Linked DNA regions of Homo sapiens: region 2 is linked to region 1. Evidence: chromatin loops called from intact Hi-C (ENCODE). Cell type or tissue: stomach. All regions are shown on one strand. Each heading gives the region's core, and the rest is flanking DNA. Links, peaks and the distances in the headings are about the cores only.

Region 1 (8,329 bases), core at 27-8,026:
GGCCCTACAGAAAGGACGATGTCATTGATTTCCTTCCCAGAGATGTTAGCTGAGTGGGCTGTGGCAGGGCAAGGCAGGGTTGTTGGGGTCAAACCAACCATTATTGAGCCTTTCTTTGTGTGAGTAGATGGCTGATTGAGTGCAATGGCTGAAAGACTCCCTAAACTCCAAATTAAGTAGAGATTGAGCTGTTTTTCCACATCAGTATAGATGGCCAAGCTGAATAATTTTGAAAGCTGACATTCTCTTCCTTTTCACTCCTCCTTAATTATCCCTGGAATTCAGGTCAATGCAAGGTAAGAGTTTCCTGTGCAAGGTATAGAAGGACTATATTATTTGGATAGTTTTATTTTCCTTTTTTCAAATTAAAAAAATTTTTAGAGACAGGGTCTCCCTCTGTCACCCAGGCTACAGTGCAGTGGCACAACCATAACTCACTGTAACCTCGAACTCCTGGGTTCAAGCCATCCTCCAACCTCAGCCTCCCAAGAAGCTGAGGCTATAGGTGCATATCACCACACCCAGCTAATTTTTCAATTTTTTTTGTAGAGATAGGGTCTTGCTATCCTGGGCTCAGGTGATCCTCCTGCCTCAGCCTCCTAAAGTGCTGGGATTACAGGTGTGAGCCCCTGTGCCTGGCTGGACAATTTTCTTGATCTAAAAAAGATTCAGAAAGTCAACCTACATACTAAGGTGGATAGAGATGGCCTGCCCTAACTGGGTTATGTTAGCCAATGGGCTCCCCAGTTTCCAGGAGCCACAAATATCGGGCAGAGCATGGTCCCCTTAGTCAGAGCAAATATTAGGACCTTTGAACAGGGAGGGAGCTGTGTCAGTGATGTCTGGATTTCAGGAGTTTTTCATCTGCTTGGAGGGGCAGCCCGCCCTTCCAACAGCCTCCTGCTTCCCACCCCCTTTGTGGCCCCTGCCCTTGCCACCAGCCAGGATCCTGCATGCCTGGACCCTCTCTGAAGAATGTGGAATGGCCTCTACTCTGTCAGTAACAGAGGCATCCTTTTGATAACCTGATCGTGGCCACTCCTGCAGTTTTACTGTTGCTTCATTTACCAGGGTCTCTTTTTTTCCCCACCCTTTGCTGCCCTTAGATGTCAGCTCTAGCTCTGGCTCTGTGGGGTTGCAGTTTCAGCCCTAGGCCAACCGCAGGCCCAAGCTTCCCAAACAAGTTTGCCTCTCCCAGAGTGAGTTGCTACAGGCTTCTCTGGCCCAGCAGCAGGACTTACAGGGTAGAAGGGCCCTTCTGGCATCGAGGGTTAGGGATGACCATCCCTGTCCCTTCCTGGGGGCTTCTCAGTGCAGGCCAAAAGGCTCCTAAGAAAGACGCCAAGCACCTGGGGCCTAGGACTAAGAAAGCCCTGCATGGGGCCTTGATGTGGGTGGCTTCTGCCTCCTCCCAGGGACACAGGCCTGCACTTAGAAGCTGGAGAGGCTGCCCCTGAGCAGAGCGAATCTCCAGAGGCCAGTCATGGGGCACCAACCTGCTAGGGGCCAGGGCTGTCTAAATGCCAAGACAACCAGGCTCCTAGAGTTCTGTCAGCCACCTTCTACCCCTCTCTGACTGCTCCCACAACCCTGCCTTTTCAGGGACCCAGCTGGGCCCTCTCCTGGCTGAGAGCAACCAGGATGTATGGGGACGCTTACATTCTAAGAAGCTTGTCCGAGGACATCATTTACCAGCTCCTTTCCCCTCACCGAACAGGTCTAGACCCTGGGACCACAGCTGTGCCATGCCATTGCTAAGGAGACCCATTTTTTGCAATGAGGGAAACATTCGTGTTCACAATGATTTCCTTTCCATGGCTGGAGCACTCCAAGTGAGCCTCGGGCTTCCCTGTGGCTTGGCCTGCTCTGAGGCCTGGCTTGACCTGAGGGGCCAGAGCAGCCCTGGCCACTCCCAAAGCAGTTGGATGAGCAGGCCAGAGCCACGTCTTCAGGGCACAGCACAGAGACACAGCTGGAAAACAGGGACAATTAGCCAGCGGCCGGCAGCCTGGGCCATAAAAAAGCAGGAAGCGGCCACCGCAGGGCGGAGGGAATGGCTGTCCCTAATAAAGCGATTGTTCCAAAGAATGCCCGCATTCCGAAGACATAGGCTGGAGCCTCAGCCTCGGCTTCCAGAGCTCAGGCCTGGGAGCGGGGATGGTATGGGGGATGGAAAGGGGAATTGTGTCTCCAGGAAGAGGAGGAAGATGTTTGCTAGATCAAAAGTTCGAAGTGCCCACCACTTAACCTCCCACATTCCCACCCCATCAGGTCTGCGGACCTCCCCTACTGCCCTTCTCTCAATGATTCGGATTTTGTAACGGGGTTTGCAATTTGCTTCCGGTTGTATTTCTCAGGAAGTCCGATGACACTCGGCTGTCCAGGCCAGGCGCTGGAAGTCCCCCAGGAGGACCAGCTCGGTCTCCCACCTCTTGAGTGCACAGCTCCTTGGCCCCTGAGTACCCCACCACCCCCATTTCCAGCCTTCTTCCTTACAAACACGAAGGGTGGGAGGAACCAGAAAACAGGGGATCCCGCAGCCCTAGGCTAGTTCTGATCGCTTTCAGGTGTCTGCAGAGGCAAGTTGCTGGTTGTCACCTGTAAAATGGGGAGGATAAAAACACCTCCCAGATTTTGTTCTAGATCCTAGGGGGATGTGAGGCTCAAGGGAGATAAAGGACACTGGAGAGCACCCTAGAAATGACAGGATGAAGGCGATGGTGACAAATATCCGAGCGAAACGCTTGACAATGAGAACAGACAAGTGCAGGTCTCCAGGAGTGCCGCGAGCGCCCGCGGGTTCTGAGAGCGCTCAAAGCCGCCGAGTCAGGCTGCCCAGCCCGCCGGGCCTCGCCGCAGTGATCCTCATTCCCGAATCTGGCAGCGCTGTCAAAGGCTTGTATTAGGAGGTGAACGGCGGCCGCAGGCCCACTCCACGCGGTTGCTGAAACCGAGCTGGGCGCGCGCGGGGGCCGAATCTCGCCGCCTCCGCGCTCCTGTCGGGGCAGCTCCCGATCCCGGGCTGCGCGGCTTCGGTCCCCAAGACGGCCACTTCCAGCCCTAGGCCCCTTGGCCGCAGCGCTTCCCAAACCAAGAGAGATCCTTTCTCAACTCAGAGCTTTTCATTAGCAGTCGTTAATAATGGCCCTGAGTTGCCTTATCATCTCCTGGAAATGAGAAATAAATTTCTTCGGAGAACGTTTCCCTTTGTAAAGGACAGAGAGTTTTAAAGATACAGGTATGATGTAAGACACATAAATACCTAGGTAAGCATTAGCAGAAATTCTCTTTTCCTTATATTTAAGTATAATAAACATACAAGTGTAGCTCAATGAATTTTCACAAACTGACATTCTGTGTAACCAGCAGCCTAAGAAACTGCTTTACCAACGATCCCCTAGCTCGCCTCCAGTTATGCACGCCAATAACCACTAGCCTAACTTCTACCACATGCCCATTACTTCTGTAGTTTAAAACTTCTGATTCTTGAATGTAAACGTTTAACAATAAATCGCTTGAATTTAACTCAAATTTCAAATGTAAGATGAAGTCAGAGATGCAGCCTGAATCTAGGATCATAATTTGTCTTGTGCGGAGGGCGAGTAATTTCCTTGGGCAAGAAAATAACTGGAGGTGACAGTTGTTTGGGGCTGCAGTCGTCCGGGCCAGGAGCACAGGGCGGGAAGGAATGGCCCATCTCTTAGGGCTCTCTGCTTGTCACCTACCAGGTTGGTCAGAAACGTTCTCATCAAAGCAATGGTTCTCTTTTCTTTTCTCTTTGGGACAGAAGGAGTTTCTTGACCGCCCTCTTCCCTGCAAATGCATAAACAACCACTGCTCCTGTCTCCAAGCTCAGATTCCTACCAAGATAGCCTTTTCTCTTCCCCTCTCTTTTGTAAGTCTCTTGATTTCATTCTTTGAACCTGTGATTGGAGGTTAAAGTGCACCAGGTTGGAAGGAGGAAGCTCTTAACAATAAAGGTTTGAATATTTAGCTGTGTCAGGTCGCTGCCCTCTCACGAGCCTCCCTCCCCTTTATCTTTTAAAATGCAAATTATGTTTCGAGGGGTTGTGCGTAGAGTGCGCGCTGCGCCTCGACGTCTCCAACCATTGGTGTCTGTGTCATTACTAATAGAGTCTTGTAAACACTCGTTAATCACGGAAGGCCGCCGGCCTGGGGCTCCGCACGCCAGCCTGTGGCGGGTCTTCCCCGCCTCTGCAGCCTAGTGGGAAGGAGGTGGGAGGAAAGAAGGAAGAAAGGGAGGGAGGGAGGAGGCAGGCCAGAGGGAGGGACCGCCTCGGAGGCAGAAGAGCCGCGAGGAGCCAGCGGAGCACCGCGGGCTGGGGCGCAGCCACCCGCCGCTCCTCGAGTCCCCTCGCCCCTTTCCCTTCGTGCCCCCCGGCAGCCTCCAGCGTCGGTCCCCAGGCAGCATGGTGAGGTCTGCTCCCGGACCCTCGCCACCATGTACGTGAGCTACCTCCTGGACAAGGACGTGAGCATGTACCCTAGCTCCGTGCGCCACTCTGGCGGCCTCAACCTGGCGCCGCAGAACTTCGTCAGCCCCCCGCAGTACCCGGACTACGGCGGTTACCACGTGGCGGCCGCAGCTGCAGCGGCAGCGAACTTGGACAGCGCGCAGTCCCCGGGGCCATCCTGGCCGGCAGCGTATGGCGCCCCACTCCGGGAGGACTGGAATGGCTACGCGCCCGGAGGCGCCGCGGCCGCCGCCAACGCCGTGGCTCACGGCCTCAACGGTGGCTCCCCGGCCGCAGCCATGGGCTACAGCAGCCCCGCAGACTACCATCCGCACCACCACCCGCATCACCACCCGCACCACCCGGCCGCCGCGCCTTCCTGCGCTTCTGGGCTGCTGCAAACGCTCAACCCCGGCCCTCCTGGGCCCGCCGCCACCGCTGCCGCCGAGCAGCTGTCTCCCGGCGGCCAGCGGCGGAACCTGTGCGAGTGGATGCGGAAGCCGGCGCAGCAGTCCCTCGGCAGCCAAGGTAAGCAGAGGCTGCGCCCCTTCGGAGGGTGCTTGGGAAGGCGCGGGTCGAGCCAGTGGCTGCTGCGCGTCGCGCGTCCAGTGCGCACAGGGGCGTCCCGGGCTGTCTGGGAGCTCGGCGCCAGGAGGGGCACGGCCCGGAGACAAATTCGGGGGCCTCTGGCCCGTCGGGGCTTCTCTGACCTACTGAGCCTGGGAGTGAATATTCTGAGTCTCAACACCGTGTTCAGGCGTCCTCTTTCCAAGAGCTCCTCATTCGCAACCCCGGGACACCTTCGGGAAGCTCCGGGGAATGTCGGCGTGAGCACTGCTGGACGCCGGCAGAATCGCGTCCTCCGGCACTTGCTGCGGCATGCATTCCTTGCGTGGCTCCTGGCCGCCGAGGAGAGAGGGAGGCTCGAACCTTCTTGGGCTAGGTCTAGGCCATTTATCTCCGCTCTCTCTTTCCCCATCTGAGCCATCTAAGAAGAGAAGTGACCTGGGGGGGTCGGAGGATGGCTAGGCTGTGTGTGGGACCGGGTTTGGCCACTCGGGCCAATTCAAGGTACAGCGAGCAGGCAGACCAGGGAGAGCTGCTGTCGCTGGGAAGAAGGTGCTAGCCCCAGCTGCTAAGGCGACGGGGGCGCGCCCCGTCTCTGAACCTCTGACCTGTGAAGGGGTCATTTCAAGCAAAAGCTGGAAGGCTAGGGGCAAGAAGCCTAGGGGCAGGCGTCTGCGGAGAGAGCAGGGAGACGGGGAGGAAACCCTGGTGGGAATTAAGCCGCCGCTCCAGGTAGGGGTCATTTCTCCCAAAGCTTCCTTTCAAGGGTGTCAGGGATGTCTGTGAGTGTGTGTGTGCAACTGAAAAAGATCCTAGGTTTGCCGGACTGTGGGGCTCATTGACTCTGGGTCTGCCCCTTCTGGTGTTCGAGTGTGCCTAGAGGTGGCAAGGAAGTGCGGTGGGGAGAGTCCTAGTTGAGTGCCCCTTTTAAAGTCTTTCCCCAGCCCTCAGCGCTTCCGCTTTTCTTGCTTCGCTCCTTGATGCCCCAATTGGGCAGGCACGCTGGTTATGGGCACTTTGCAGAAGTTTATAGCCAATTACAACTGTATAAATCAAAGCGCCCTTTGGGGGCTGTCTCTGGGCATCGGTTTCTGCGTCACTGTGCACATGCTAGGGAGAGTCCTGGTGGGAATGCCGCCGACCGGGGAGAAGGCCACAGATCAGCCTCGGGTGAGCCTCAGAGCTTTGGCTTGGTCCCTTCTCCTAGAGGAGGCGCCTTTCTCCTAGCAGGGGCTCCCAGATCCTGGCTCCCAAAGACCCACTTTCTACAGCCCCTGTCTGGGGCGCGGTTGGCGGGGGTGGCGCACGCCCTAAGGAAGACCTTTGCGTGTCCCGGGAGAGCGGCCGCGGGGTGAGGGCCGGGAAGGGGGCGGGAGGGAAGCCGCCAGAGCCCAGGCCGCGGGGTCAGCAGATGAGAGGCCGCTGTGAAGTCCTGCGCCGAGGTGGCAAGGCCGCAGTCGGCGCCGGGTGCCCTTGTGATGTTAATGTGGGGTGGCCGCAGCCCGCGGGCCGGAGCCGGGCTCCTCTGCGGAGCGTCATCTGTCAAGGTGTGGGGGTGGAGGGGGGGACGCGGCCTGGCTTGCTTTGATATACACCTTCCCAGCCCTGCCATTGTCTCTTTTAGGGCCCGGAAAGAGGGTGGTGACTTTCGCAGTCAATAATGAATTCTGACAAGTCCCTCTCATCCCTCCCCTCCATAGCCCCGCTCCTAGGTTCCCAGGGGGTGTGGGGCGCCTCCAAGGCCCTTGGGGCATGGGTCGAAGAGCGCTCAGGGTCTGGTCATCGCGTTGCCCGGCACGTCCGGGACACTGAAGGGGCAGCACCCGAGCAAGGGTCGCTCCGAGACACTTCCAGGCGAGTCTCCCTCCCGGGGTGTTCGGCTGAGGGAACTGCCCTGCGCCTCAGCTCCGGAGGTGTCCTCTGTGGCTCCAGCCAGGCTCCGGTGCCAACCCCGCCTGATACTATCTGCGTGACCCGGTCTGATTCTCCATTTCCTCATCTGTAAAAAGGGGCGAGTACCAATGGCAGCCTGGAGTGGGTTTGAGGCGGTCACGCGTGTCCGAGCGTCCACCGCGGAGAAAGTCGCGTTAGTTCCCTTTACTTTCATAGCAGGCGCGGGGTCGGGGCCGCAGCCCCATTCAAATGCGCCTGCAGGGTCGTGTTTATGTTAATGCGCCTGGCGGGGAGGGGGATGAAAGCCGGGGCCGCCATTTGCTCAGTAGTGGTAATTCAAACAGAATGTGGTTGTTATTAAGGCATTGAAAGGGCTTTTCTTTGATAAGATCGCCTTGTCCTGCATTGTTTGCGGCTGTGTTGGCCTTTCAGCGGCTCGGGGGAGCTCCCTCTGATCAGGCCTGTATCTTCCCAGGACGCTTTTGTTGTGGTTTGCAAAGGGTTTTACCTGAACAAAGTCAGCCTGCGGGGCATTAAACACCTCCAGGCAACTCCCAGGCCCTTCAGATCTTTCTGTGGGATTGGGCACTGGGCGATTGAACCTGTTCAGCTGCAAGAAGACCCAAAAGTGGGACGGAGCCAGAGAGAACAGCTTCTGGCCAGGGCTCTGCCAAGGGCTGAGCCAAGACAGACCTGGTGGAGACGCCAGGCTCGGGCCTGCTCCAACATTGTGGACACTATTTGTCAAGGCCCTTCAGTAAAACAATCAATCTGGGATTTAATATGTTGACTCAATCCAATGAGCATAGATCACTGGTCAGGATAACTCTGGCCGGATTTGCAGCAGGAATAAATGGAGGATCAAAAAAGAAAAAGTACCAAACGCCAAACCTGGTCTGGGCAGGTATAAAGTGTCCCCAGCAGGAGGGGTTTTCTGCCTGTTCCCTCGGCCAGAGCCCAGCTCAGAATTCCACCTGATGGGCCTGGTGTGTCTGGGGGATGATTCTGGCGACTTGTCAGCTCCTGAGCCCCGCTTTCCACTTGTAGTAAAGCAAAGTAGTAACCCCCACACCCCCTCTACAACATGTGCCCACAATGACAGCTGTTTTCGGGGTGGGCTTCCATCTCTGGTAGGCCTGGAAATCTGGATGCTTCCAGGATCCCGGCCACTTCACCCTGCCCCCTTTCCCTTGGTGTCAAATATATGCCAGTACTGTATTTGGTTTACCGAAAGGGTGGTTACATTCTGCTGTCTTCTGTGTGAATGAGGTTTTCACTTTCCTTAATTTTTAAAAACCACTTAATACCAAGGTTAGTTTAGTTGCCTCCACTAGCCTCATACCCTCCCCCCACAGGACCCTCTGGGGGGTCTTGTCAGACTTGGCAGGAACCAG
Region 2 (8,329 bases), core at 130-8,129, 1.0 Mb after region 1:
AGTTATTTGAACATTTGCAGTTGGCTGGTGTGCTTGTTAAAAGTGTGTTTTGGCTGAGCGCAGTGGTTCCTGTCGGTAATCCCAGCACTTTGGGAAGCTGAGGTGGGCGAATCATGAGGTCAAGAGATCGAGACCATCCTGGCCAACATGGTGAAACTCCTCTCTACTAAAAACACAAACATTAGCTGGGCATGGTGGCACACGCCTGTAGTCCCAGCTACTCGGGAGCCTGAAGCAGAAGGATCGCTTGAACCCGGGAGGCGGAGTTTGCACTGAGCCGAGATCGCGCCACTGCGCTCCAGCCTCGTGACAGAGCGAGACTCTGTCTCAACAACAACAACAACAACAAAGTGTGTTTCCTGGGGCCCTTCCGCAGGCCTCCCCAGTCAGGGAGTGTGCAGCAGCGTTCACGCGCTCAGATTGGGGAACTACTGGCTGGGCCCCTGATACCTGACCCTGTGTGTGAAAACCAAGAGCCCTAAGTCTCAAATGTGAAAAGTCACACTTTCTCTGGTTCAGTGTCTCCTTACTTCCTACCTCATTCTAGAAGTGCTTATTAAACACCTGGGTGCTAAGCTCCCTCCTGGGCTCCCAGGACGTAACTGAATCACGTATCAAGTACTAAAGTCCTTGCCCTCCCGGGACGCCAGGAGGTGGAGGATGCAGGCAGGTGGGCCCTCTGTGCTGAATAGAGGGACACAGGTGACCCAGAGCCTTCTCGGGGCTGGCAGAAGCTCTAACTCAGCCTCGAGCCCTCCCCTTCCGTGGTGGAGTGTGTGCGTGTGTGTGCTGTGGGGTGGGGTCAGGGCAGTGCGTACTCACAGATCCACTGCCCTGGCTCCCAGACCCCATAACACTTTTGAGCTCCCGGCCTCCTGCCCTGGTGAGTTGTCATTTCAGAACATTCCACCCATGAAGGATTTAGCATCTGACAAAACATGTTTTTCACTTGCAGGATATTTTTTGGCTCAATGAATATATGGCATATTTGCTAACGGGTTCCTTAAAAGTGTCATCCTTGATCTTTTTCCAGGTGGGAGGAGGGGAGTAAGAAAGAGTAAAGAAAAAAAGAAAGAAAAGGAAAACAACAACAACGACAACAAATAAAAGCTCGGGTGCTCTAACCCAAGTAAAACCTAAACACAAGAGGGCTGAGGCTGACTGTAAAATGCTCTCAATCGCTTAAGCTAATAAACCCAACTATCTTGAAGAGTAAACACCATATTGTTTTGCCAACTATTAGATTTTTACTACTCTCCAATAAAGCGAGCACTTTATTCCTTTCAAATAATATTCCATTCATTGTTTCCTAAAGATTAGCAATTGAAAGAGATGTCAACAATTTTCACTCTTTAAATTAAGTATAATAGGCTTTTATAGCACAGTATAAAGATATCGAAGGGAAAGGCCGCAATCAGAGCAGCTCGATGTTGCTTTTATCTATCAATACAGCCCCAATTTGACACTTGGGAGCAGAGGAAGCTTGTAAAGGGCCCACGGACCCCATAAAGCTGGTAACACTTGGATTAGTCTGACAGCTCACTTTCTGCACAGTAAAGTGATCATTTAATTAACTAATGGGGTTGTAAGCATGAAGGTTTATCTAATTAGCTCTCTTTCCCTTTGCCTCCTGGTCATTCTAGCTCTCGGTGTTTACATATTAACGGTAGCCTGGGCTGGGACCTGCCCGGGAGAAGAGCATTTTGCACAGGCCTCCCCGGGTCTCTGATTCGGCTTCTGTTGGAGGTGCTTCTGCAGAGTTGTGACATCACTGTTCCCAGAGAAAAATAGGAAAGCTTCTATACCAGATAGTTTCACAGAGGCTGCAAACATCTGCTCCTCAGGGGCTTTCTATATTGTCTGTGCACCCTTTTTTTTTTTTTTTTTTTTTTGAGACAGAGTCTTGCTCTGTTGCCCAGGCTGGAGGGCAGTGGCGTGATCTCAGCTCGCCGCAAACTCCACCTCCTGGGTTCAAGTGATTCTCCTGCCTCAGCCTTCTGAGTAGCTGGGATTACAGGTGCCCGCCACCACACCTGGCTAATTTTTGTATTTTTAGTAGCGATGGGGTTTCACCATGTTGATCAGGCTGGTCTTGAACTCCTGACCTTGTGATCCACCCACCTCGGCCCCCCAAAGTGCTGGGATTCCAGGCATGAACCACTGCACCTGGCCTGTCCGTGCACATATTAATCACATCGATTTAATAATGACCAGTGGTGCGTGTGTGCAAGCGTGAGAGTGTGTGTTCCTGTGTGCTGGGGCATCTGGGAGAGATTTTTCCCTCTGCATAGTGGCTTCACCTGTGCTGTGGACAATCACCGTCCCAAATCCACCATCATCACACACAGACTTTGCCACCCCGCCCCCCACAGTACAAATAATGAAAATACTTGTTTTTGTTTTTTTTTTGGGATGGGGGGTCTCACTCTGTCACTCAGGCTGGAGTGCAGTGGCATAATCACAGCTTACTGTAGCCTCACCCCATGGGCTCAATGATCCTCCCAACTCAGCCTCCCAAGAATCTGGGACTACAGGCTCATGCCATTGGGCCTGGTTGATACTTTTGATAGGGTGTGCCTTTCTACCTGCCCTTGACTAGACATGGAACTAGGCAGCCCTGTGTATAGGAATTCTTAATCCTGGCTCCCAGCATGAAGGGCCAGGATTCCTTACACAGCCCTGGATTCCTTGGGGCCTTCCTCAGGGGAAATCAAAATTGCAGCTGAGAAAGGTCACCTTGACTGCAGAGCCTACCTCCTTTTTACAGGGCCCCAGGGGCCATTGAGCCTGGAGGGGCCAGTGTGTGACTCCAGGGCCTAGAGACACTGGAGGGACCACCCTGAGCTTCCAGAGGGTGAGGGGTGAGGGGTGTCATCTGCTCTGACAACAGTGCCGGAGGGAACAAAAGCGCTCAATGGAAGCATCACCCTGTAGACCTAACTGCTAGTTTTCATCCAGAGGACAGCAGTGGGGTGGACGCAGGCCCGGTGAGGGGCCCATTCCAGAGGTCAGTCCTAATGGAAGCTCTCAGCACCTTTTGACTCAAGCTATTACCCAAATGTGAATTTTGGTGACTCCTGTACTCATCCAGAGTGGCCCTCAGCCACCTGGATCTGAGCTGCTGAGCAGCAGGGTGGCCAGAAGCTTCGAGAGGAGCGGGGTCAGCAAAGGGTGGGGAGGGATGTTTTGGGCTGGTGGGCCTGTGCCCACCCTTCTCCAGACACCCTCTTCCCCTCCCGCTTCTCTGCCTCATTCTGGGAGTGACCATCTCATCTGAGGACTTTTCAATGCTCCCCCAAAAAATGATTCTGAAAATTTTTAAAAGTAACTTACTTTTTAAATATTGTGGTAAAATATACATCACATAAACTTTACCAATTTTAACCATTTTTAAGTGCACCAGTGACATTAAATACATTCACATCATCACCACTATCTACAGAACTCTTTCATCTTGCAAAACTGCAACTGTCCTCGTTAAACAACTCCCCGCTCTTTCCCCCAGCCCCTGCAACCACCATTCTACTTTCTGTCTCTATGAGTTTGGCTACTCTAAATACCTCATATGAGTAGAATCATACAATATTTTTCCTTTTGCACTGGTTTATTTAATTTAGCATAATGTCCTCAAGGTTCACCCATGTAGTAGCATGTGTCAGAATTTCCTTCCTTTTTAAGGCTGAATCATGTTCCATTGCTTGTATGAACCATATCATGCTTATCCATTTTTCTGTTGAAACCATCAAAATGCAATCTTTGCTTTCATTCTTGAATAGTTTTCCCATCACATTTTTGGTAAGAAGGTTTAATAAAGAAGGGCTATTTAATCCTAAGCATGATTCCTTCTCATTTAGCTAATACTTTAATAGTTATTTTATAATAATTGATTCATGGCAGGGTGTGGTAGTGCATGCCTGTAATCCCAGCACTTTGAGAGGCCGAAGCGGGTGGATCACCTGAGGTCAGGAGTTTGAGACCAGCCTGGCCAACATGGTGAAACGCTGTCTCCACTAAATACAAAAAATTAGCTGGGCGTGGTGGTGCATGCTTATAATCCCAGCTACTTGGGAGGCTGAGGCAGGAGAATTGCTTGAACCCTGGAGTTGGAGGTTACAGTGAGCCGAGCTCATGCCATTGCACTCCAGCCTGGGCAACAAGAGTGAAACTCCGTCTCAAAAAAAAAAAAAATTGATTCAAATACAATTCAAGCCTAGTGTTCTCAGAAGGGCAGGAAACTAGCATCACTTCATTTACACCTCTTATGAAGAGGAGCTGAGGACAGGGCCTTGTGTTAAGAATTTGAGTAGGACGACACTGTCATCTTGTGGCTATTTGTACCAATAGCAACTTCATCCTAAAGCTAGGATTAGTAATTTCTGTACACAGGGTTACACAGGGATCCATTTCTGGTCAAGCGTAGGTAAAAAGTCATGCTCTATCAAAAGTATTTTATACTACTTGGGGGACTAGAGTCAGCATTGTGCCCTGAAGTGATAGAGGCCATGGCAGATACAGTCTTTGTTCCCTTTGCCTGTCCCAGACCCTGCTGCTCAGAGGAAGCTGTGGCAGGGGACATTGGCAGGAGAGTTAATTACTATTCATCTTACCCACGGACACAATGAGGACACATCTGAGCCTAGAGTGTGTTCTCCAACTGTCTTTAGTTTAAGAAGGTCTTTGGGGCAGGAATCTCTCTCCTTTCTTTCTTCCTCCCCTTCTTTCCTTCCTTCCTTTTCTCCTTCTCTTCCTTCTTTCTCTTCTTCATAACTGCTTCATTGAGATGTAATTCATATGCCAGTGAACTCGCCTGTTTAGAGTGTACAATTGAATAGTTTTTAGCTCTTATATTCACAGAGTTGTGCAACCATCATCACAATTTTAGAACACCCTCATCTCCTCCCAAGGAAATTCCATACCCTTCAGCCGTGACCCCTCGATCTCCCCTTCTCTCCTAGGCCCTGCCAACCACTAAGCTACTTTTTTGTCTCTGTGGATTTGCCTATCCTGGGCATTTCATATAAACAGAATCACTTGATTGTGTGGTCTTTCTTGGCTGGCCTTTTTCGTTAGCTTAGTGTTTTCAAGGCCCATCTATGTTTTATCATGTATTAGTATTTCTTTCCTTTTTACTGCTGAATATATTCCTTTGTATGAATGTGCTACATTTTATTTATGCACTCGTCAGTTGATAGACATTAGAGCTGTTTTTACTTTTTGGCAATTTTGAATAATGCTGCTATGAACGTTCATGTGCAAGTTTTTGTGTGAGCCTGTTTTCATTTTTTGTGTGTGCATATACCTAGGAATGGAATTACTGGGTCAAATGTTAACTACGTTTAATATTTTGACGCTTCTTTCCCCACATTGTCACCAGCTGTTGTTGTCATTTTTAATCTGACCATCCTGTAGGTGTGAAGAGGTAGCTCATTATGATTTGATTCACATTTCCCTGATGGCTAATGATGTTGAGCATGTTTTCATGTATTTGCTGGGCATTTGTGTATTTTCCATGGAGAAATGCCTAGCCATGTCTTCTGCTCATTTTAGAATCAAGTGGTTCCTCTTCTTGTTATTGAGTTGCAAAGAGTTCTTTACAATTCCCTTATCAGATATATGATACAATCCCATTATCAGATATATGATTTGCAAAATTTTTCTTCCTTTCAATAGGTGTCTTTTCATTTTCTTGATGGTGTCCTTTGAAGGACAAATGTGTTAATTTTGATGAAGTCCAATTTATCTGTTTTTCCTTTTGTTGTTCATACTTTAGGTCTCATATCTAAGAAGCCTTTGCCAAATCAAAGGTCATGAAGATTTAGTCATATGCTTTCTTCAAAGAGTTTTACAGTTGTATCACTTACATTTAGGTCTTTGATCCCTTTTGAGTTGTGTGTGTGTGTGTGTGTTTGTGTATGTGTATGGTGTGGGATAAATGTACATCTTCATTCTTTTGCATATGGATATTCATTTGTTGTAGCACAATTTGTTGAAAACACCATTCTTTGCTCTACTGAATTGTTTTGAAATTCTTGATGAAAATCAATTAACTGTAATTGTGAGGCTTTATTTATGGACTGTCAGTTCCTTTTCATTGACCTTTATGTCTAGCTTTATACCAGTACCACTTTGTCTTGATTGCTATAGCTTTGCAGTAAGTTTTGAAATAAGGAATTGAATTGTGAGCCCTTCAACTCAGTTCTTCTTTTCAAGATTGTTTTTGTTATTCTGGGTCCTTCGAATTTCCATATAAATTTTAGGATTGGCTTTTCAATTTTTGCACAGAAGTCAGCTGGGATTTTGATAGAGATTGCACTGACTCTGTAGATCACTTTGGCGAGTATTGTCATCTTGACAATATTAAGTCTCTTGATCCATGACTATGGGATGTCTTTCCATATATTTAGATCTTCTTTAAGTTTTAAAATTGTTTTTATCATTTCATTTTTTATTGTTCATTGCAAATGTATAGAAATACAATTTATTTTTGCCTCTTATCTTGTATCCTGCTGCTTGGCTGAACTCATTTATTAGTCTGATTAGTTTTTAGTTGATTTTTTAGAATTTCCTGTATACAAGATCATGTAATCTGTGAACAGAGATGGCTATATTTCTTACCCTCCAATTGCTTTTATTTGATTTTCTTACCCAACTGCTCTGACTAGAACCTGCTGTACAATGTTGAAGAAGTGGCACAGGCATCTTTCTTGGGGCCTACCTGTGGCTCCATCCACAGGTATGTCGCCTGCTGGTATATAGGTTGTCTTCATTGACATCTTTGGAAATTGTGTGTATCAGAACAGTGTCAAAGACAGAACTCAATGACCAAATGGAAAAATAATTTTATTTCTTAATAGACATTAATCCTTTAATCAACAGTCTTTGGATATGACAGATGCAGCTATTAATACACTTACCTGAATCATACACAATCCAAATTACTTCATCTTGACGATAACATTCTCCCTGAAATATTATGAAATGGTCTTCCTGAAAACCAGAAATATTATGTCTGTCTTTGATCTGTTCTACCAGTCTAGTGACTTGATAGGGTCTCTCAAGAAGGGAAATTCCTACGCACGCACACACACACACACACACACACACACACACACACACACACACACGCTTCTCTTCTGCTCTCTGCAGTCCCCAATAGCTGGACCAAGTTGTCTCCCCAGCCTGGAGGTCAGCTCACTCTGTTTTCCAAATCAATCTGAATATGGAGTGAACTGTCTTTGGTGCTTACTATGTTTTGAGATCTGACCTGTCTAGGTTCTTCAGGGTCATTAGTGTGTGAGGCCTCTGAAAGATGGAAACTTATTTGTTTGTTCACTGCTGTACTCCAGGACCCAATTGGTGTCTGCCACACCAGAGGCACTCAATATGTATGTGCTGATTGGGTGAAAAGTGCATTACAGGCATAGGGAGGGAGAGGGATGGGGTGATTTGAATGGGGGAGAAATGGAGCTAGAAATGGAAATAGAATCAGGCGTGGAGCTTGGCAGGAGAGGAAGGAAGAGAAGCCAGGTCATGCCGGCCCTAATCACCACTATGACTTCTGTGGTTGAGGACGCCTGGAGTAGATAATGCTCAGTTAGTATTATTTTCATAAATCAATGAATGTAAGAAACAGAGTAGGGAGTAAAGAGACAAAAAGAATAGCAAAGCATAATTATTCTCAAAAGATGAAAGAAACAAAACGCTGCACCTTCAGTAAGTTTCCATCTTGGCTCATAAAAAAAAAAAAAAAAGTCTTTAGGGCCCGTCTACAAGGCTGAGATTCTGCAGGGAGAGTGCACTGCAGATCACCTGGCCATATGGCCAGTGTTTTTTTCCTGATAATGGCATTTTCCCTCTATTCCTGCCTCCTTCCTACCCTAGTAAGCTAGGCTGAACAGCTGGAGGATAATATGTCTTTCCTTTCTTTCTCTTAAGGACCATAGCTCCCAGGCTTCTTGGTTGTTGGTTCTGGGTCACTGTTCTGAGCCTCTCTCTTTCCCATTTCACATTCCTAAGTGCTTTCTAAGCAAAGGACACCCCAAGACCAAAAGATATGCGAAAATAATAGGAAAAAAATGGGCACTAAAAGTCGAAATTCTCAAAAGTCCAAACATTCAACACCGCGTCTGCCCTTTCACCCAATCACCTTGGCCAAAGCATCCATCCCTCTTTGTTTTGCTAATACCCAGTGTTAGAATCTTTTATTGCCAAAGGTCTCACTTTAGAATGTCTGCACCTAGGAATTAAGGGACAGGGATTTCCCTGTCAATATCTGCAGTGGTGGAGAGGAAGCCAGTCCTCAAACAGACTGAGAGAGGTGAGGGGAACC

The links. Peaks named below come from ENCODE experiments on the same cell type or tissue, not always from the same donor. Only the 100,000 strongest peaks of a DNase experiment are listed, where the experiment ranks them.
Region 2: it touches region 1 in a loop (2.8-fold over the local background); 12 of 110 quality-filtered maps call a loop at or near these places.

Annotation. Positions count from the first base shown.
Region 1 is chr13:27,965,140-27,973,468 of GRCh38, reverse strand. CDX2 (caudal type homeobox 2) reads left to right here and starts at 4,154. Exons shown (of 3, transcript NM_001265.6): 1 at 4,154-5,003. The coding sequence starts at 4,463. RefSeq lists enhancers at 857-1,503, 1,504-2,151, 4,228-4,919, 6,304-6,995, 6,996-7,687. In stomach, for the core only: no CTCF peak of the experiment used is centred there; DNase peaks (open chromatin) are centred at 4,248 and 4,948; H3K4me3 peaks cover 3,175 bases; H3K27me3 peaks cover 8,000 bases.
Region 2 is chr13:26,943,124-26,951,452 of GRCh38, reverse strand. No RefSeq gene overlaps it. Among named protein-coding and RNA genes, the nearest start is that of USP12-AS1, 180 kb to the left of the region's middle. In stomach, for the core only: a CTCF peak has its summit at 4,338 (motif pointing left); a DNase peak (open chromatin) is centred at 4,292; H3K27ac peaks cover 1,500 bases.